Regions from separate parts of the Homo sapiens genome. Here region 1 is linked to region 2. A link is an interaction called in ENCODE POLR2A ChIA-PET data of the cell type or tissue named here. Cell type or tissue: MCF 10A. All regions are shown on one strand. Links, peaks and the distances in the headings refer to the core of each region. The heading gives the core; the rest is flanking DNA.

Region 1 (11,237 bases), core at 1,229-9,228, 66 kb before region 2:
CATCTCCATAGAAAAGTTCTTCTTAAATTTCAATTTGGGATTAATTTCCTTATTGGGGCACAAAGGGCAGTTACTCCCATAACGTGGTAGAGACTAGATTTCAATGCCTCTGGCTAGTGTTTTTTAGCTTTTCATACGTATCAGTCAGTCTTACAGAATAATGGCCAGGTGCAGTGGCTCACACCTGTAATCCCAGCACTTTGGGAGGCCAGGGCAGGTGGACCACTTGAGGTCAGGAGTTCAAGACCAGTCTGGCCAACATAGTGAAACCCCATCTCTACTAAAAGTACAAAAATTACCTGGGCATGGTGGTGGGTGCCTGTAATCCCAGCTACTCGGGAGGCTGAGCCAGGAGAATCGCTTGAACTCGGGAAGCGGAGGTTTCAGTGAACCAAGATCATACAACTGCACTCCAGCCTAGACAACAGAGCAAGACTCTGCCTCAAAAAAAAGTGTTTATAGAATAGAGATTGCCTGTTATTTCTGTATAGTCATCCCTGGGTATTTGCAGGGGATTTGTTCCAGAACCCTCACGGATACTAAAATCCATGGATGCTCAAGTTCCTTATATAAAATGGTGTAGTATTTGCATATAACCTATGCATATTTTCCTATATACTCTAAATAATTTCTTAATTACTTATAATACCTAATACAATGAAAATGGTATGGAAATATTTGTTATACTGTATTTTTAAGATTTGCATTTTTAAATTGTTGCATTGTTAATTTTATTGTTTTTTTCATCCCAAATATTTTCAATTCATGGTTGGGTGTCTCCTGCAGATGCAAAACCCATGGATATGGAGGTCCTACTGCATAATGTTTAGATGATGCATACTCACATGTTTTTTAAAACTTGAAAATGTTTAATCAGTTTATTAACTTATTTACCAAATATTCATTTAGAAATAAGTAAGAGTAGAATGAGTATTTGTAGTTTTTAGTGTCCTATAATAATGATTCACTTTGATTTTATTAACAGGATCAGGAGAAGGTCTGGGGAAAATAATCCAGAGATTTCCACAGAAGGACTGGGATGATACACCTTTTCCACAGGGAATTGAGTTGGTAAGTGGTTGTTGTATTATTGCATATTTATAATGTTACTTTTCTTTTTTGTCACATTGATTTTTACATTTATGTTACATTTGCTGTTAAATAATTTGATAATTTAATTGTAAGATATTACAGTACTAGAAATAGTTATCTTCCCTCCTAGTCCCTCAAGTACGGTCATCTTTGAATATATTAATTCTAGAATGCCTATTTTGCTCTTCTTTTTCTCATTTAAATTTCTAATATTAAAGCTGAAATTGAGGGCCAGGCGCGGTGGCTCATGCCTGTAATCCCAGCACTTTGGGAGGCCAAGGCGGGCGGATTACGAGGTAAGGAGATTGATACCATCCTGGTAACACGGTGAAACGCTGTCTCTACTAAAAATACAAAAATTAGCCGGGCGTGGTGGCGGGCGTCTGTAGTCCCAGCTACTCAGGAGGCTGAGGCAGGAGAATGGCATGAACCCGGGAGGCGGAGCTTGCAGTGAGCCAAGATCGTGCCACTGCGCTCTAGCCTGGGCGACAGAGCAAGACTCCCTCTCAAAAAAAAAAAAAAAAAAAAAGATGAAATTGATGATTTTCATATACTCAAAAGCAGAAAAATTCCACTGCTTCTTTAGTAAAAGTCTTAGCCTAGTAACTTCAGGGATACACATATATATATTTTTTTTTTCCTGAAAATGTCCAGGTTATTGTCTTAGTAAAAACAAAACAAAAAACACAGATAAATAAAAAACCAAAAGTTCATTTAATGTTGACCAGTCATGGCTTGAATTTGATCTTAAAATCACAAATTAGATTTCTTTTGTTTTTAGCTACAAGGTCTGAAGGTTATTTTATAATAGTGCAGTTCAACTCCTTTTGTTGTTGTTGTTACCCGTTTTAAAGGAATTTATTGGTTGAACATAATTTATGCTACCCAAGATATTCTATCTGGTGGTGGATCCATGGTGGTAAACTGAGGGACTAGAAAGGTGATTACTAAAGTACTTTGTAATATGTCTACGAAGTTTGGTTCTCCAGATTTACTGGGGGTGTGTGTGTGTACTTATTTATATTGTGTTTATGGATATGCACACACATAAACACATAGAAGCAGTGTCTTCAAAGCAGTCCTGTTGAGAGGACATTTGGTATAACATGATACTTAAGAGTGCAGGCTCTGGAGCAGAGTGCCTAGGTTAAAATCTCAGCTGCGTGGTATGACTTTTGACAAGTTGCTCAACTACTTTGAGCCAGCAGAATACTTATCTATAAAATGAGGATAATGATTATATTAATCTCATAGGTTGTTGTAAAGATAAAGTGGAAAAAATACACATAAAATGATTAGAACAATGTCTTCCATAAATGAGTTGTCCCATTGTTTAATTAGTATTGTTGCTGTTTGTTCAACATATCTCAGCACCTTACCCACAGGAACAATTGTTCATTCTCTTGTTGGCATGGATCAGAAATATCTGTTAGATATTTTGTATTGAAAATTGTAAATTTTCTCGTCGTAGCTAATAACTGTCCAGTTTTGCTTCACTGAAAATTAAAGATACATTGCTAGGTGCTTAGTTTTGATTGTTATAACTCAGCCATGTAAAGAAAGCTGAGGGTTCTGTAGGCCTACAGAGGGGGTAAATCTTGAATTTTGGCATTAAAAATGGGGAAGGAATGTGAGGATCCAAGGAAAATGGCTTTTTGGAAAGCCCTTTGCATTCCTTTCTCTTTTTCCCCATATGCCTGCAAATACCAGTAATTGGCCTTACAGTGTGAATAAGCAGGCATTTGTTCTATAAAAGCTTTTAAACCCTGTTTCAATGTCCCTTTTAGTGTGATTGAGGGGAAATTTTTGGTGCTAGGGACCTGTTAGAACTTATTGTGGGTTCCTACCTCCATTCACATCAAAGTGTGGAGAGATATAAACTATACCAATTTAACAGTATGAGCAGTGACTCACCTTCATAAGTTTCAGGAACCAACAGACATCATAGAGGGAGAAGGGAAATCATGGATTGGCATAGCTATTTAGCTAGGACAGAGAAAGGATAGTGTTGTTTTGAAAACCAAGAGAATAGATACCTATGATACCTCTCTTATTTCTCCAGTAGCAAGGGAGAGAAACATACTGATTTTACTACTTAGTAAATAGATATTTTCTCTTTGTATGACAGACACTGCCATGTTCAAGTGCTATAAATGTTTCTCCAATAAGTGGAGTCATGTGCTGTTAGAATAGTGAAATGGAGGTGCTAAGAGTTAGACAGAACTTTTCCTCCCTAAGATTTTCCTAGATGACTTCTTGGCATATTCTTAGCATAGCATTTCAAGATTTGTTGGGCTAGATTAATATTTAAAGAGTAATCTGTTGGATTACGTCAGAAATTTTCTTTTTCCTTTTCCTTTTTCCATAATGGATCGCAATTTCAATTCTTTAATGTCTATGGTGTTGTCAAGTACAAAATAAATTTATCTTACATCTATCAAAGTCCATTTTAAAAACAGAATAAATCACTATTAATTTTTTATTGTCCAGTCTTTATTGCCTTATTTTTGCATATCTTTAGAGAGTGTGAATATTCTGTATATGAACAACAATAGCTTGAATAATTGTGATGCCTTATGTGATCTTGAGTAACCCTGCGGCTTCAAGACCAAAGATAGATATAATAAAATTTTAGTCTAATTGAAGGTGATCTGGCTTAATCCTTAAGTGGTTTGTTGTTTCCAGTGTAGTCGTGACCCTTTTCTGATGATTTATGGGAAAAATTCTTACCCCTTCCATAATGGTGGAACAACATTAGCATGTAACATTCATGTTAATATGTAGCAGTTGTATAGGATTAATAGATTGTGATGAACTCACGTACATAATGGTGGTAGTATATTAATTCACAAATAAGTAAACAGAGGCTTAGGAAATTTAAATAACTTTACTGAGATCTAACAGCAAGGATACAGCAGAGCTAGGATTCAAACCCTGATCTTTTGACTCTTAGTGTCAGCCAAGATCTGAGAGATTTCTAGGAGTGACACTTTTAGCTGTGGTTAGCATTTTAGTGTAAATGGTTAGTCTTTTAGTGTAAATGTAGAATTCTGTGATTTGGAAGAACTAAGGTTGAGAAATGTTAAGAGAAGGCTGTGTTATTGAATAGGGACCAACTTTATTATTTATTTTATCTGAGAACACACATGGGCTCACAATATAATATTATATTCAAATTATTTTCTGTTGCCACTTCTCCTTCCCAGGGAACACATAATTGATGTATGTAAGTTCTAAATGAAAAATAGATATGTGTTCAGCCTTACAACTGGTGGAAAAGGATTTTAGGCATTCATTCACTAATCAAATTCCAAATTTAATTTAGAGGATGCTGAATTTCTTTTTCCATTTTTACATAAAGAAATTGCCTTCTATTTTTCTATTGAAAAATGGTAAACTTTAATTCGGATGGATTTTAAAAATAAAAATATGAAAGTAAGCTAAACCAAACATAATGACTACTTTTCCAATTCTGGGATATTTTTATCTTTCTCTTGTGCTTTTTAGGCATACACGAAAACCACAGACAGTCATATAAATAAAGTTGCAGTTAATTTTAGTGACAGCATTTCAAAGAAAATTGTTTTTCAGAGGCATTCTATGGTTAACAATCTATTCCTGATTATATGAACAATATTTTTATTGGCTAGATCAGAGACATCTAAACAGCTTAAAGAATTAAAGCAAAATTGTATTGTTTTGACCTTAGCTCCTGTTTTTTTTTTTTTTTAGACGGAGTTTCACTCTTGTTGCCCAGGCTGGAGTGCAGTGGCGCAATCTTGGCTCACTGCAGCCTCTGCCTCCCAGATTCAAGCAGTCCTCCTGCCTCAGCCTCCCAAGTAGCTGGGATTACAGGCATGTGCCACCACACCTGGCTAATTTTGTATTTTTAGTAGAGACAGGGTTTCACCATGTTGGTCAGGCTGGTCTCGAACTCCTGACCTCAGGTGATCCCCCTGCCTTGGCCTCCCAAAGTGCTGCGATTACAGATGTGAGCCACCACACCCAGCCGACCTTAGCTCCTTTTTAAGATGCCCTGTTTTAGGAGTGAATTTTTTTATATCATTATTCAGAAAATATGCCACAATCTCAGTAGGGCATGCCTGTACTAAGGTTTTTGTTAGATGTACCTGATTTTTTTAGAAGACTAAAGTACTGTAGTAAATAAATTTTGTGGCTTGAAAAAGAGAAGCATTCAGTTAGAATTTCTAACTTTAATGTTCTTACGAAATTGGTTCTGTTATTTAAATTATACACTAGCAATTTGACTACCTGCCCTATGAATTCAGTCTTCTGTAAATGTAGATTGAGGAGAAGAGAGGAAAAAGAGCTTGTATTCCACATTGTGCAGGTGTAACATAGGAAAAGTAGCTTTAATATGGGATGTTATTTGAGGACAGAGAGGTAAATATAAGTACCATGTAATGCTTTAATTCTTTAAGCTGTTTAGAATGCAATACATACAATAAATGGGTAGCAATCATCCATCTGACATAGATGTAAATACTGTTTGGTTAGAAGAGACTTTTCTCTTCCTTTTTGTAGAAGAATATGCTTGAAAGGAGAATGAGATGACAGAATCAGGGTTCACAAACATTTTAAAAGGCAGGAGTTATGGGATGTTTAAGAAAATGAAATATAATAAGTAAAAATTTAAGTTCTTGCATGTGAGTATATAAAGCTAGATTTATAAGTAATTATTTAGAATAAAGATAGGCAGATACTATCCAGCTAGAGAGGTTTGAGAAATAGAAGAAGACAGATTTTAAAAAGTTTATAAAAGGTATGTATGGTAGATACTGTAGATGGAATCTAAAGCCTCTGTCCTGAGGTAAGGTGCGAGGTAAAATACACAGTTTTAAAGATGGTCCAAAGCTTGGTATAAACCGTGTGTGGAAGGACTCTTGATTTGGCATAGAGTTGAGGCTGAAAACTTAAGAAAACTGCTACGAAGTATGAAGACCTGGCTTTTAAAACATACTAAGAACTATAAAAAGGATTTTAAAAGTTATGTTCACAACAAAGCAAGTGGATATAAATGGAGTTTAAGCTAGAAAATGGTGGTTTGAGCTCATATTTTTGGTACCCACTCCCAGACTGTTGTCTCTTTGAAGTAATAAAACCACAGGGCAGGGAACCTCATGAAGTCTGGAAAGTGCATGTGAGGTAGTAGATTATTTTATCATCTCTGAGGAAGAGATTAATTAATCTTGGTGTTATGATTCTAATACACTCCTCCATACTCACTACAATGGTTTGTTTATCCTGTACTAGAACTAGTGTCTCTCAATTCTGCTTATTTTGTCAGTGCATCGATACCCTCAGTTATGCTAGAAAATCTTTCCCCTACAGTCACGTACTTCACTTCTGCTCTCAGAACCACTTTAGACAAAGTTTTCTTGTCATGCTAGGGTTCTGCTCTACCTGATGCTTTAAGACCAAAGAGAACTTCCTGAGGAAGATGTAGAGCTACACAGGCCTGACCCACTACATCTGTGTATTGTTTGCGGACAGCCTGGACTTCGTTACATGGTATCATACTGCTACTCATCTCTCATGTGCTTGTCTGTCATATCACCCTTATGGCTTATCCTGTACTTCTTAAGTTCCAGTTCCTTTTTGCTACTATTCTATTTCTATTCATCCCATTTCCATTGTATCTATAATTTTAGCAAAAAAAAATTTCTTGACTTTATGTTTTAGCTACTATCCTATTTCTTCTTTATTATAAAATGTTTTCAGTGAGTCTTCATTTGCTGTCCCAATTTCTCTAAGAGACTAATGTGGTTCAGTAGAAAGAATACGGGATTTGAAATTTAAAAGCCTTGAGCGAAGTTAATTTACTCTCTCTGATAATAATAATTTTCCTACAGGGATGTTATTAGATGATCATCTGTTAATATTTTAATATTTGTAATGTTACAATTTGTTGTTATTTACTCTCATTTCATACCTCTATCTCACGCACATTGCAGGGATTTATTCTGAAGTATAGTTTATGTCCTGTCTGTTCTGAAATCACAAAGTTGAAGTTAATTTTTTCTGAATTGGTTAAGGTAATGCTAGCTTTTGTAATAGATATACCTGGAAATCTTAGTAACTTAACATAATAGAAGGTTTTTTTTCCCCTTATTTACATAATGGCTAATTAGTGGCAGTAGGGTAGATGGGAGTGGGGTTTGCCATTTTCAAAATGTGGTCTTGTAACGAAAAAGCAAGTTAGATGCCCACTAAATGTAGAGTTCAATTAACAAGAGTGATGTCTGATTAAAAAAAAAAAAAGTGAGTTTATTCCAAAGCTCATTGGGGGGAAGAGGCACAAAGCATTCTTCTTTTAAATGTCCCACTTCACCTTTGGAGCAGAAAGCAGGCATTTTTATAAGGCAGGGGAGGAGATGAGCGAAGGCAGGGGTCCCCCTGCTACCAGGCAGTTATCTACTAGGCAGTTGGGTTGGCACCTTCCTGGGAAAAGTTGTAAAAGGTGCCAAGTGGACATGCTTTCAGCAAGCCCTCCAAGTAGGTGTAAGTTCTGAGGCAGGTGGAGAGGGGACGCAGGGAGAGAGAGAGAGAGAGGAGAGAAAAAGGAGAGAGAGAGAGAGAGGAGAGAGAGGAAAAAGAGAATAATTAAATCACCTACAGAAAAATGGGGGTACTTGGTTACAGTCCTCAGGGTCTTCTTAGGCAGCAGTAGTTGGTCGTCAGAGTAGTAAGAGAAAGCATGGAGGATAGTAAAAGTTAGTTTTATGGGATATGTCTGGAGGCAGTATATATTATCCATATTCTATTAATCAGAAGTCAATCACAAAGCCAGTTAGCTGTAATAGGAGATTGGTAAATAAACCCTAGATGTGTGCTTAGGAGAAGAAGGAAACAGATTTACTGAACAAATAGCTTTCCTCTGCCACACTGTTCATGCTGAATCCAAAGATTGTTTCCCTTATCTTAATTTTCCTTGACCATTTTATTTTTTGACCTCATTAATTTGGTCTTTGTGGTATAATGAAAAAATAAATGTTTGGTCTTTGCCCCCAGTTTCTGGCACAGAGCTCCTGAAACCTTTGTGATTTACTGTGTTTTATATGCCAGTGAGATGGCTCTTGGGTTGAGAGGCCCTAAATAGTTTCAGGATAGGGGCTGGTCACCAGAGGAAGCAATTATGCATTTAGTGGGTTGGAACTTTCACCCCCAGTGGGGAGAGAGAAGGGCTGGAGATTGAGTTTAGTCACCAATGGCAATGATTTAACCAGTTATGCCTACTTAGTGAAACCTCCATTAAAACCCCTAGATAACAGGGCTCAGAGAGCTTTTGGGTTGATGAACACATTTTTTTTGATTGTTTTAAAGAGACACAGGATCTTACATACTCTGTCATCCAGGCTGGAGTGCAGTGGTGTGATCTTAGTTCATTGTAACCACGAACTCCTGGACTCAAGCGATCTCCTGCCTCAGTGTCCAGAATAGCTAGGACTACAGGTGTGTGCCACCATGCCCAGCTATTTTCTTATTTTTCTTAGAGACAGAGTCTGTCTTTCCCAGGCTGGTCTCAAACTCCTGGCCTCAAGTAATCTCCTCACCTCGCCCTCCCAAAGCACTGAGATTACAGGCATGAGCCGCTGTGCTTGCCCAATGAACACACTAATGTCTTGTGAAAGTGGTACACCTGAGAGAGGGCATGGTCCCTGCCATACCTCACTCTGTATATCTCTCCCACTTGTCTGTTTCTTAGTTGTATCCTTTATAATCAAGTGGTAAATATAAATATCTTTTTCTAATACTAAATTTCTAATATGAGGTAAGTTCTGGGTAACAAATAGCCTGGAAGATTAAATCACAGCTCGTTCATGCCTAATTTCAGTTTCAGCAATTTATCTTATCCTTAATCTGAAACTAGGGTAACTGTGTCTTATTCAAACCAGAATGTTTTTGAGAGTGAAAAGGATTGAATCAAAAATATGCATAAACTGGAGCTATCTAGAACCAACTGATTTGTATGGTTACTTATATATATGTGTATGTATGAATTACCTGTATGCAAAAGGTTGGAAACTATCTAAATGACCATTAGTATGGGGACTCGTTGAATTAGCGGTACCACAGCCACTCATCAGAACATAGTACAGCTGTTAAAAAGTACGAGATAAGGAGATCTACAAGCACACGAAAAGATGCTAACATCACCAATTATTAAGGAAATGCATATTAAAGCCACCATAAGATACTATTGCATGCCCATTATTATTGCTATTAAAAAAAAAAAAAAAAGCCAAGCACAGTGGCTCACATTTGCAGTCCCAGCAACTGGGGAGGCTGAGATGGAAGGGTCACCTGAGCCTAGTAGTTGGAGGCAGCAGTGAGCTATGATTTGCACCACTGCAACTCCAGCTTGGGTGATAGATGAGATTCCAACTCTAAAAAAAGCCCCAAAACAAAACAAAAATCCCAGAAAATAACAAATGTTAGCAAGATTAGGGAGAAACTGGAACTCTTGTGCACTGTTGGTGGGAACGTAAAATGGTGCAGCCACTATGGAAAATGGTATGGAGAGTCTTCAAAAAAAATTGAAAATAAAATTACCATATGACCTAACAATTTCACTTCTGGGTATATCCTAAAAGAACTGAAAGCTGGGATTCAAACAGATATTCATACACATGTTTATAGTAGCATTGTTCACAGTAGTCAAATGGTGGAAGCAACCTGAATGTCCATAGACAGATGAATAGACAAGTGAGATGTGATACACGTGTGCACGCACACACACACCCCCCCCCAGAATATTATTCAGCCTTAAAAAGGAAGAAAATTCTGACACATGTTACAACATGTGCCAACATTTGTTGTGTTATGCAAGGTTCAACCTGAAGGATGAACCTTGGGGACACTATGTTAAGGGAAATAAGCCAATCACAAAAAAACACAAATACTAGGAGATCGAGACCATCCTGGCTAACACGGTGAAACCCCGTCTCTACTAAAAATACAAAAAATTAGCCGGGCGTGGTGGTGGGCGCCTGTAGTCCCAGCTACTTGGGAGGTTGAGGTGAGAGAATGGCATGAGCCCAGGAGGCAGAGCTTGCAGTGAGCGGAGATCACGCCATTGCACTCCAGCCTGGGCGACAGAGTGAGACTCCGTCTCAAGCAACAACAACAACAATAAAAAACAAAACAAAATACTGTGTGATTTCACTAATATGAGAGACATAGAGTAATCAAATTCATACAGGCAGGAAGTAGAATGGTGGTTGCCAGGGGCTGGGGAAAGGGAGGAATGGCAAGTTGTTTAGTGGGTATAGATTGTGAATTTTGCAAGATGGAAAGAGTTTTGGAGTTTAGTTGCACAACAGTGTGAATGTACTTAACACTATCTGAACTGTCCACTTAAGATTGTTAAGATGATAAATTTTGTGTTATATATATTTTACTGTAGTTAACTTTTTAAAACAGTATGAAATAAAGCTTTATGTACTGAAATGAATAAATCTCTAAGGCATATTTTATAGCAAGTAGCCAAAAACTATCTGGGAAAAAAAGAACAAAGTTTGGAAGACTTATACTACCTGGTTTCAAGACATCCCATAAGGCTCAATAATCAAGACAGTATGGTATTAGCTTAAGGAATAGACATGTAGATCCATGGTACAGTCTAGAAGCAAACTCACATATATATCATGAATTTATTTCTTTTTTCTGAAATGTTCCACTTTATTGAAAGAAAAGCATGTGTTATCTTTTTTGTTTTTTCCTTTTATTTTTAGTTGATATGTAATAATTCTACATGTTTATGGGAAACAGGGTGATATTTCAGTACATGTATGCAATGTATAATGGTGGAATCAAATTAGTGTATCCATCACCTCAAATACCTATCATTTCTCTGTGTTGTGAACGTTCAGAATCTTCTAAGTTTTTGAAAATATACACTAAATTATTGTTAACCATATTCACCTTAACGGTGCTACAGAACACGAGAACTTATATTTCCCATTTAGCTATGACTCTGTGTCTGTTAACCAATCTCTTCCTTTCCTTCCCTCCCCACATCCTTCCCAGCCTCTAATAACCACAATTCTACTCTCTGCTTCTATGAGCTCAAATTTTTGTTTTTTGTGTTTTTAGCTTCTACATATGGATGAGAACACACAGTA
Region 2 (11,237 bases), core at 1,450-9,449:
AAGGAGTAAGAAATAGTATTTCATGGGAAACATGACTCTTTTAGCCTGTAGTCTAATTGTTTGGATACTATCTACGTTGGTGCAGGTGGAAAGGAATTCCTGTTTTGATAGCTGAATAGAACTAGGTAAGAAAAGAAGCGGGAAAATAAACATGTATTTATTAGCAAATGTGGTTTGAAAGAAAACAAACTTATTTCCCCTACGTGTTTTAAACAGATGAAATGTTTGCAACTTTCTAAATTCACAACTTTTATTTTGTTGAGCATTCTTTTTTCTACAAGTTGAGTTTATAAATTAATAAAACTGCCAAAGTATACTGTTTCTCATTTTCAGTCTGAACAGCAGTATTTTCTTTAGGACCTTGAGGTTTAGTACTGTAGTTTCATCTATTGCCAGAGTCATCAGAGTTTTTAACCAGTGTGTAATGTACAACTACAGATTATTTTTCTTTATCTAGCATATGTTCTTGGGATTAGAGCATGTTGTAAAATAGGCAGGGACTGAAACAGATTGATATTCTGTGGTTACCTTTGTAAAAAATATAATCTCTGCTTTTACTGTTCAAGGAGGCAGAATCATCTTTTCTTACAGGGAAAAGAGGAAGAGGTGTTATTGTTAGTAATGTAAGCATCTGAGTTTGAATTTTACAAAATATTAGCTTTTTGATTAATTTATTCAGTAGTTATTTGAATGCCAAATTTGTGCGCAGTATACTTCTCCCAACTTCTGTGTTTAGGTGCTCTCTATATGGTAGTAGGTAAAACTGATACAATGCCTGACTTCGTGAAGGTAGTGTAGTTAGGAAGACAGCTAAAGAACTGGCAAACAAACAAGTGTGTGTTTAATCGTATTATTTTCTCAAGTTTGTCACCAGTGCGCTGTAGAGTCACCAAAATCGAGTTTCATTTATAATTCAACTTCTCAGAAATTTGCTCAACATCATTTAGGCTAAATAGTATCAGACACTTCTAATAGTAATACTGAATGCTAACCTTTATTGAGTGCTTATGTTCTTTTAACATTCATTATTTTATTTAATGCTCACATAATGTTATAAAGTATAGATACTTTTATTCTTGCCATTTTGCAAGTGAGAAAGAAGAGACTCAGATTAAGTAACTTGCCTAACCTCGTTACTTGCTTAGCCTCATAATTTGCGTAGCCTACTTAGTGGTAGAAGTGGTTTTTATATTGAGTTAGTAACAGCAGATCTTGAGCTCTTAACCACTTGTGTATTCTGTTCTGTATTATTTAGCACTGTGTTAGGCCATATAGGGATATAAAAGAAGCATGACCAAAATCCCTATCTCTTAAGGTGCTTTCGGTCTTATTCCAGTAGATAAAGACAATATATTTAACTGTTAGGTGATGTTAATAGATAAAATTCTAAAAAGTGTAGTCAAATGACATACTTTGACACAAAAGGATTTTTGGATAGAAAATAGAGATAGAGAACCATCAAGTAGAATTATTGGGAAAGACTCCATGGAGAACTGACCCTTAGAAGATGGTTAAGATAAAGATATAGATGGGGAGGTGGACTGTGGAGGCAATGGAGGGATGTTGATGAGATAACAACAATAGAAAAGGATGCATTGGAGGAATTAGCATGACTCTTTTAGAATATTGTGAGGTTAAGACCAGCCTAAAAGAGGAAACAGTTTTGCCCATTCATTCTTTAAACTTTCTTTTGAGAGAGCCAGACACTTTGTCAGTAAATAGTAAAGCATAATATGTGAAAAACATTTCAAACTAATTATGTAGAATCTTTAATTCCAGGTAGTAAGGAATCTGTATTTATTTAATTTTTTAAATTATGATAAAATATGCATACACATAAAATGTACCATTTTAAGTGTTGTAAGTGTACCATTCAGAGGCATTAAGTACATTCACATTGTTGTGCAACTGTTGTTGCTATTCATCTCCAGAACTTTTCCATCATCCGAAACTGAAACACTGTATTCATTTTTTAAAAAACTCTCAATTTCCCTTTGCCCCTACCTCCTGGTAATCTCTGTTCCCTTGTATGTCTCTATGATTTGCCTATTTTAGGTACCCTTTATAAGTAGAATCATGCAATTATTTGATCTCTTGTGTCTTACTTATTTCACTTAGTGTAATGACTTCAAGGGTCATCCATGGTATAGCAAGTATCAGAATTTCTTTCCTTTTTAAACATGAATAATATCCTGATGTATGATTATAGTACATTTTGTTTAACCTATTCATCCATTGATGGACAGTTGGATTACTTTCACTTTTTGGCTATTGTGACTAGTACTGCCATAAGCATGGATAGACAAATATCTGTTTGAATTTCTGGTGTCAGTTCTTTTGGATATATACCCAGAAGTAAAATTGTTGGATTGTATGAAATTTTGTGTTTAATTTTTCAGTATTTATTTACTAAATATAATATTTTATTCCCACCTGTTTAATGTTGCTTGCTTACATCTATTCTTTTTCATTCCTGCATGTATTATATATTATAGCTAGACCAGATTACAGATCACATGCTCCATATTTTCCAGCCTTCTATTGCTGTAGTCATCTGGCTTGTTCCCTTTGCCTTCCTCTTTCCTTCTTGATCTGTCAACACATTGACCATTTATCAAGATCTAAATACCATTCCTTTGATACATAATAGAGTTCAACGGTGACAGTAAATTAGAAAACCAAAATATAATTGATAATGAAACTCCAAAAATGAACAAATTAGGTATACCCTAAAGAAGCCTAAGAAAAAAGAGAAAGAAAACAATAATATACAGTATTAGGGTTGAGAAAAGCAGTATAACCACAGATTTAGATAGTACCAAAAATGATAAAACATTTTGTGCAGTTTTAAACATACACAGTTATTAAATCTAGATGAGACAATTACATTTTAAAATAAAATATAAAGTATCAGAATGAAACTTGAGAGAGAAAACCTGAACAAACTGATAACGATGGATGAAGTGAAAAGGACTGTTAAAAACTAAGTAACCAAGATTCACATCACCAGTAATAAGTCATGTGGATAGAATGTACCTCCCAATATGATGCAATGAGAAGATCACTTCACCTTTGTGGTATCCTTCCCCTAAATCCGTAACACAGTCTAGGCATGAGAACACAGAAAATAAACCCAAATTTTGGAACATTCTACAAAATTTCTGACTCATACTTTTTAAAATTGCCAAGTTTATGGGAAAAAAAGAAAAGACTGAGAAATTATCACAGAGCAGAGGAGGACAATTAAAGAGTCATGATGCTAAATGCAGTATAGTGTCCTGGAACAGAAAAGGACATTAGTGGAAACACTGGGGAAATCTGGATAGAGTCTGTAGCTTAGTTGATAGTATTATACTAATGCTAACTTCTTAGTTCAAACAACTGTACCCTGTCTCTAAGATGTTAACATAGGAGGATGCTGAGTGAAGGGTATATAAGGACTGTATTCTATATTTACAATTTTCTTTAAATCTAGAGTTGTTAAAGATATGACAGACAGACACACATATAAAAGGCAGGAGGCTATGTAGTTTTATAGACTTACTGCCCTTTCTAGTGTCGTTCATTAACAAGTAACTGAAAATTCTTAAATTACTATTAAAACTATTTCCAAATATTAAAAATATAGAAAGCATCTCACTGTATTATATGAAGGTGGCATTACTTCAGTACAAAAAAAACTTAATGAAGATAGCAAAAAAGGGAAAATATGGTTGCAAAAATCCTAAGCAAAGTATTAGAAAATCGAATCTCGTAGTCTGTTGAGAGAGTAATATGCTATGTAGTTTTCATTTGAGATGTACAGTATGTTTCATTATAATGAAATATATCAATATAATTCATTACATATTGAAAGAGTAAAACTGCATAATCATACTATTCATGGTAAAATTCTAAGTAGAATTTTTTTTTTTTTTTTTTTGAGACACAGTCTCTCTCTTGTCACCCAGGCTGGAGTGCAGTAGCGAGATCTCGGCTCACTGCAACCTCCGCCTCCCGGGTTCAAGCAATTCTCCTCCTGCCTCAGCCTCCTGAGTAGCTGGGATTACAGGCACCTGCCACCACGCCCGGCTAATTTTTGTACTTTTAGTAGAGACGGGGTTTTGCCATGTTGGTCAGGCTGGTCTCCAACTCCTGACCTCAGGTGATCCGCCTGCCTCGGCCTCCCAAAGTGCTGAGATTACAGGCGTGAACCACCACGCCCAGCCAGAAAATTTTTTTAATCTGTGGAAAATAGATGAGTATATATATTTTTTTGTTTTTATTTTTTCACAGTGCAGAGATGGAGATGACCTTCCTCAGTTAATGAGAAAGCCCAGGTGCTTTAAAGGAATAACATTGTGATAGCTCTATCTACAAATAAATTAAATGTCAGGAAATTTTCACACATTAGAAAAATGACTCTCATGAAAATACAGAATGAACATGTGTCAAAAACTCATTCAACATTTTAATTAAAGTAGGAACCAGTAAGATAATAAAACTTGATATTAGAGCATTTGAATAATAGGGACTTATATAGTTCACCTTTCCAGGAAAATTGAAAAATGATGCCTTCAGAATAATATTGATTAGATACAAATTTGGTTAATTTTCTAAAAAGTTATAAAACGGTAACCTTTGGGTTTCTGCTTTCTCTAGGACGGAAATGTACAAGTTACATGGAACTTCACAGTGTCTAGACTCTAATCAGATAGAGTAAGTAGGCAGGTTAACAGTTTTCTAGTATGCCATTGGAAGGATAAATTTTCTTAATGTTAGTGTACTGTGGTAGATACTGTCAACCAAGTTAAAAGATACAAAGGTTGATTACCTTGATCAAAAACACCTTAGAACTTAATAGTAAAACTAAACAACAACCAAAAAAATACAAACTGTCAGTTCACTGAAGAAACACATATTGCCAGAAACCATGAGAAGCTGCCTGCAATCTCAGTCATAATTTTTTAAAGGCAATCTAAAATAAAAGTGAATGAAGATTTTGGCTATCAGGTTGGCCAAACCATAAAATGTTTCTATAACTAACTATTAGTGTTAGGCTGTTCATATTCACACTTTAATAGTGAGATTCTAATTTGTTATAAGCATATTCATTGGTGTTTCTTGGAATAGCAAAATACTGAAAACCGTCTCAGTAGTCTTGTTGTTAGGTAAATACACCATGTTTGAGAAGTGTAGAAAAGAATGACATTGTTAAGTGAGAAAAGCAAGATGTGGACAAATGTACATTTTTATTTTAAAAAGCTATTATTACATGTGTATGTTTATACCTAGGTCTGAATAATGCAGACAATAAAGCTTATTTATGTTAGTGGAAGTAAGGAAAATATTTTTCTTTTTTTTTTTGTAAGGAAGACTTTATAGTCAAGACTAGGGGAGAGAGATTAAACTCGACTCTGAATACAACAGGAACTAGTGGAGATCTATAACCATTAGGCACTGTTAGGAAGTAGATTTCTCTCTCTTTTTTCAAGTAGGGATAAGTGATTTTAATTTTTGTATTTTTAAAAAGAATTTTAAAAATATGAATACAAAAACTTAAATATCACATTCTCTTGGTAGATTTTTTATTGTCGGGATTTATAAAACTACCCAGATAACAGGGAAATCCTTCAGTTTTTCCTAGTAATGTTAAAGACAGATAAAGTAGAACAAGTGATTAGAGTATACAGTACCTCAAAGTGTCTGTCATAAATAAACTACTTAGAGGAATGAATATTTTGTACTCAAATAAATTGCAAGTATTTGTGAGCTGAACCCTATGTTTCCCTTCTTATTCCTGTTTCTGTTTGTCGAACTCTTCCTCCCTGACTTTCTCTTTCAAAGATGAGCATACATGGATTCATTTCGGTTTTGTAGTGTTTTGTGACACTCTAACCCTGATGTTTCCTTCAGTAGGGAAAATCAGAAGGGTTTTCTATAGTTGAGCCAGGTGATTGGAGTGGTGAAACCAAGCAGGGAGAGGTAAAGCCAAAGTAAGAGCTGCCTGTGTGGTGACTCATGAAATGGTTGAGGTTTGAATAGCTTTTGGCAGAAAGCAGAAGAAAAACGGAGACAAGGTATGGGTGTGTATGTGTGTGTGTAACTACATGCTGTACAAGCTATGCATATTTCTGAGAGCACATACTAATATAATTTAACCTTTGATGACTAAGGCTATTCTATAGAGTTTCAATTCTTGTAATCTACTCTAGTAAATGATGCATACAAGTAATGTGTAAGTGTGCAGGTATGAAGGGCTGACCTAGCCTACTGTGCGTGCTGAGACTCCCGTGTCTCCATCTTCACCCCCAGTGTAAATGCATTTGTTATAAATTGGAAAATGACTAGTTGAATTTGCTAGAATTATGTGTAAACTAATAGTATCTAATAACTGAGTGAGTGTCAAATGATTCTCCTATGAGGAAAATCAAGTGCCTTTTAATAAAGATTTGTGATATCTAATTTTAGTTTTTTATAGTTTGCTTGTTTGGCCTACTTTTAGGACCTTGGCTGTGTGCCACATAATTGAGGGTGTTGAACAAGTGAGATGTTGGAAAAGTCTCATAATTCAAATATTAAGCAAGTTTTTAGGGCCTGTTCTGAGTTCTAGCTGTGCACTCTAAAATACATAAATATATATTAGTCCCCACTTAGCTGAGGAGTATATGTTCGAAGACTCCCACCCTGAAACTGTGGACAGTACCCACTTGATTGCCATCAGTTGGAATACATTTTTATTCCTGTCTTCCACCCACAAATTTAATGCCTTTTTCATCTTAACTAAACACTTACTATATACACTGTAGCTGTAACTTTGGCAGTTTGAGGTGTGACAGCAACATTAGCATGAATTTCTTTTTCCTTCTTCACAATGTCATGGGTAGAAGATTTATTCCTACCATAGATCATAGCAGCCTAAGCATATGATTTTTTTCTTTCCTTATTCACTTGAGAATTTTCACTTTTACACTTAAAGGAAGCACTTTATGGCTTCTCTTTGGCATATCTGAATTGCCAGCATCACTACTCTTGTACTTTGGGGACATTACTAAGTAAAATAAGGGTTACTTGAACACAAACCCTGTAATACTTCAGCAGTCATCATAACCAGGATGGTACTAAGTGAGTAACAGGTGGGCAGATAGCATACACATTGTGGATTCACTGGACAAAGGAGTGATTTCTGTCCGAGGCTGGATGGAGTGGTGACAGATTTCATCACACTATGCAGAATGGTATGAAATTTAAAACTTATGAATTATTTATTTCTAGAATTTTCTGTTTAATATTTTCAGATCTGAAGGCACAGAAAATGAAACTGTGGGTAAAAGAGGACAACTGTAATTTATTCTACAGGTTCCCAAGTAAATGCTTGGCTTGTACAAAAGCATATTTTTATATCAATGTTGGTTGTTTTTGTTTCTAAAAATTGTCAGTCTTAGGTGAAATAGGGGATCAGCTGCTAGTCATATGTAAAATTGGTTTCGAGAATACTAGCCCTGCATACCTCTGCCTTGTAGCTAAGTCTTAAGGCTTTATCCCATCCTCCTTACCATGTGGTGGTGGGAGGGGGATATATCTTTCCTTTAACAGTGTTAAGACTTCATACATAAATGTCCCTGGGAGAAATAAAAAATGTTCCTCAAGTCATATTAAATCCTTTCTTAAGAGCAGAATTGGATTGAAAGAATATAGAAAAAGGAGAGATTGGAGAGATTTCAAAGACAGAAGCAGGCTGTCTTAGATGGAAGAAGCAAACCAGTCTTACTTGAAAGTTTTGTCTCTCATCTAATTGTATTTCAACCATTACCTATCTATGCATTATCTTCTGAGTGCTGATCCCGTATTTCTGACTGGATGTTATTATGTGGATGTTTCTTAACATCACTAATCATTAGAGAAATGCAAATTAAAACCACAATGAGATGTCACACCGCACCCATTAGGTTGGATACTATTAAACAAACAAACAAACAAAAAACAGGCGGGGCGTGATGGCTCAAGCCTGTAATCCCAGCACTTTGGGAGGCCGAGGCAGGTAGATAACTTGAGGACAGGAGTTCGAGACCAGCCTTGCCAACGTGGTGGAACCTCGTCTCTACCAAAAATATAAAAAATTAGCCGGGCATGGCTGGGCACGGTAGCTCACGCCTGCTAGCTCCCAGCACTTTGGGAGGCCGAGGCAGGTGGATCACAAGGTCAGGAGTTCGAGACCAGCCTAATCAACATGGTGAAACCCCATCTCTACTAAAAATACAAAAATTAGCTGGGCGTGGTGGCACACGCCTGTAATCCCAGCTACTCAGGAGGCTGAAGCAGGAGAATCGCTTGAACCCGGAGGCGGAGGTTGCAGTGAGCTGAGATCACGCCACTGCACTCCAGCCTGGGTGACAGAGCGAGACTCTGTCTCAAAAAAAACAGAAGAAAAAACAAACAGAAAACAACAAGTGTTACTGAGGATGTGGATTAAATTAGACCCTTTTGCCCTATTAGCAGGAATGTAACATGGTACAGCCATTGTGGGAAACAGTATGAAGGGTCCTTAAAAAATTAAAACTAAAAATTAAAAAAATTATATTTACTGAATGATTCAACAATTCCACTTTTGGGTGTACTTCCAGAAGAACTTCAAGGAGAATTGCAAAGATATTTGCACACCCATATTCATTGCAGCATTATTTACTGCAGCCAAGAAGTAGAAGCAACCCAGATGTCTGTCAGTAGAATAAAGAAAATGTGGTATATACATTCAATAGAATATTATCCAGCCTTAAAAAAGAAGAAAATCCTATTACATGCTATAACATGGATAAACCATGAGAACATTATGCTGTGTGAAACAAGCCAGTCATGAGAAGACACATACTTAATAATTTCATTTATAACAGGTCTCTAAAGTAGTCAAACTCATAGAATCAGGAAGTAGAATGGGATTGCCAGGGGCTAGGGGAAGGGAAAATGGGGAGTTGTTCAGTGGGTATAGAGTTTCAGTTTTGCAGGATGAAAAAGTTCTAGAGATCTGTTGCACAACAGTGTACACATAGTTAACACTACTGAACTATACATTTACCAATGGATGAGATGATAAATTTTATGTTTTTACCATAATTAGAAAATTTAAAATATTGATTCTAAGGCCCGACTGCCAAGATATTCTGATTTATACAATTTGAGATGGAGTCTTGATATTGCAAAATTTAAAAAGCCTCCCAGGTTGATTCCACAGCACAGAGTTGAGAAACACTGAAATAAACATAAAAACATAAGTAATTGTAACCACAAGATATTAGGTAGGTGGTTTTTTTATGACCCTATAAATAATTTTATCCCAGGAGATTAAACATTCTTTGGTTCACATACTGTCGGACTCCAATTTACTAAGCAATTATTTATTAATTTAGCCATCAGAGTTTAAAACAGAGAATCACTTTAATAAATGAAGAAATAATGTGAAAACAGACATGTCAGGTTCTCTTATCAATGACTTTGACCAGTGTATACAAGATAACAGCATATCACTTGGTTAAGAACTTTTGAATCTATTTTTGACCTTGCAGTGGCCTAAGAACAGTTAAATGAACATTTATTTAACTTAAACTTTTGCTTTGGGAGATTAAGTACAGTTCAACTGGAATAGTGTTTGTTGCTTATGCCTTTATTGTTTTTATCTGTATATCTCTTTAATTCTTTTCTGGATTTTTTCAGAAAAATTGTCTCTACTTTATTCTTTATACTAGTATTTACTCATGAGAATCATAAATGGTAAATATAGTCCATGGGAAAAACAAGCGGAACAGGAAGTACTAAGACAAGCTTTGTCATATAAAGTTTTAGAAAACATGGTACAAACTGGAGACTTGGACAAAGTGGCAGACTTAGTAAAATATATTAATTAGTAATGTAACTACCATTTAAATATTCTGAGTATGGAATTTCCACCTTAAATATTTGATCCTATAAAACTGTTTTTTTCAAACATTGTTCTACCCTGAGAATTGCAAAATATCTACTGGCAGGATATGAACTTGGAACAGCAGATTGTTCTTTTTTTAGTAGCCTTTTTCCTGCAGATGTGACTTTAACAGAGGAAGATGCTGAGTGTTTTTTTTTTGTTTGTTTGTTTGTTTAGTTTTGTTTTTTTTTTTTCTTCCAGTACTTCAGGTGATCAGCAGAATAAAGACAATAGTTATTTGCTAAATGAACCTTAGGTAATTTAGAGATAGAGGGTGTATACCATTTAAAAATGTTTGAGATTTTCTAATGTTCTTACTAAATTGCTTATTTTCTTTGAAATTCCTCTAGGGAAATTTTAGAAATTTTAACTCATTCAATTATGTCATCTCTGATTTTGGGGGGAACAGGTACATTACATCTTCTAAAATTGGAGATGGAAAATGGATGGTAGCAATTTTTACATCTGATTATCACATGACATTAGAAAGAGGATATATGGTACAACCAAATATTATTTATTATAGAATTTAAATTCTTTGTAAATATTTTCTGCTTACATATGTTTGAAATGTATACCTCTGACCATATTTTAAAATTTGATACTAAGCCAGAATTAAATTACTTTGGGCAAAATTTGATAAATATTACTTGTAATTTTAAAATAAAGATTAATACCCTGGTGAATTTGACCCAGACTTACATATATGTATGCTTATGGATCTTATTCTGCCTGACACTTGACTTTTTGCGTTTTTTCTTTGTTGTACTTTAGTCCCTGTCGTAATCTGGAATGCAAAAAGAACTTCCAGGAAGGACATAAGTATTACTTTAAAAATGTACAAATAGGAATAGAGTCATCAGTCAGTGACTAAGGATAGCTGAACTCAATTTGCTGATGTTTAAATTGTCTAATGTCCTGTCTTTCAGAGAGAACAACATTTGGCCTTCAAATATCTGGGATTGTGGGTGAGGTGAAAGGAAAGGTGAATTCTAATAATGAATCAAGGCAGGAACTGAAGGAGGCTTTGTTTGTTTCTTTAACTTGTTTTGTAATAAGATCAGTTGTTTCAGTGAATAACCAAGTTGTAGTGACATGAAGAATTGCACGTTGCTTGTGAGATGCAGAATGACATAGAAACTGCCAAGATTCTTTTCATTTATCATGAATTCCAGAGAAAGAACTTTTGACCAAAAGTATCACATTCTTTGTTTTAACAAAAAAACTGAACAGTATTAATTCCTTAGAGAATACAGCATTCCAGCTTTACTTGAAATCCCAAATGGAGTCATATTGCATAAGT

The links. ChIA-PET counts read pairs that join two places held together with the same protein. Peaks named below come from ENCODE experiments on the same cell type or tissue, not always from the same donor. Only the 100,000 strongest peaks of a DNase experiment are listed, where the experiment ranks them.
Region 1: POLR2A ChIA-PET joins it to region 2 with 5 read pairs; 2 of 35 experiments call an interaction of 5 or more read pairs at or near these places.

Annotation. Positions count from the first base shown.
Region 1 is chr11:10,183,736-10,194,972 of GRCh38, reverse strand. SBF2 (SET binding factor 2) reads left to right here. Exons shown (of 40, transcript NM_030962.4): 2 at 986-1,071. Among named protein-coding and RNA genes, the nearest start is that of SBF2, 100 kb to the left of the region's middle. In MCF 10A, for the core only: no CTCF peak of the experiment used is centred there; no DNase peak of the experiment used is centred there.
Region 2 is chr11:10,117,794-10,129,030 of GRCh38, reverse strand. All of the region lies in intron 2 of SBF2 (SET binding factor 2), which reads left to right. Among named protein-coding and RNA genes, the nearest start is that of SBF2, 170 kb to the left of the region's middle. In MCF 10A, for the core only: no CTCF peak of the experiment used is centred there; a DNase peak (open chromatin) is centred at 6,010.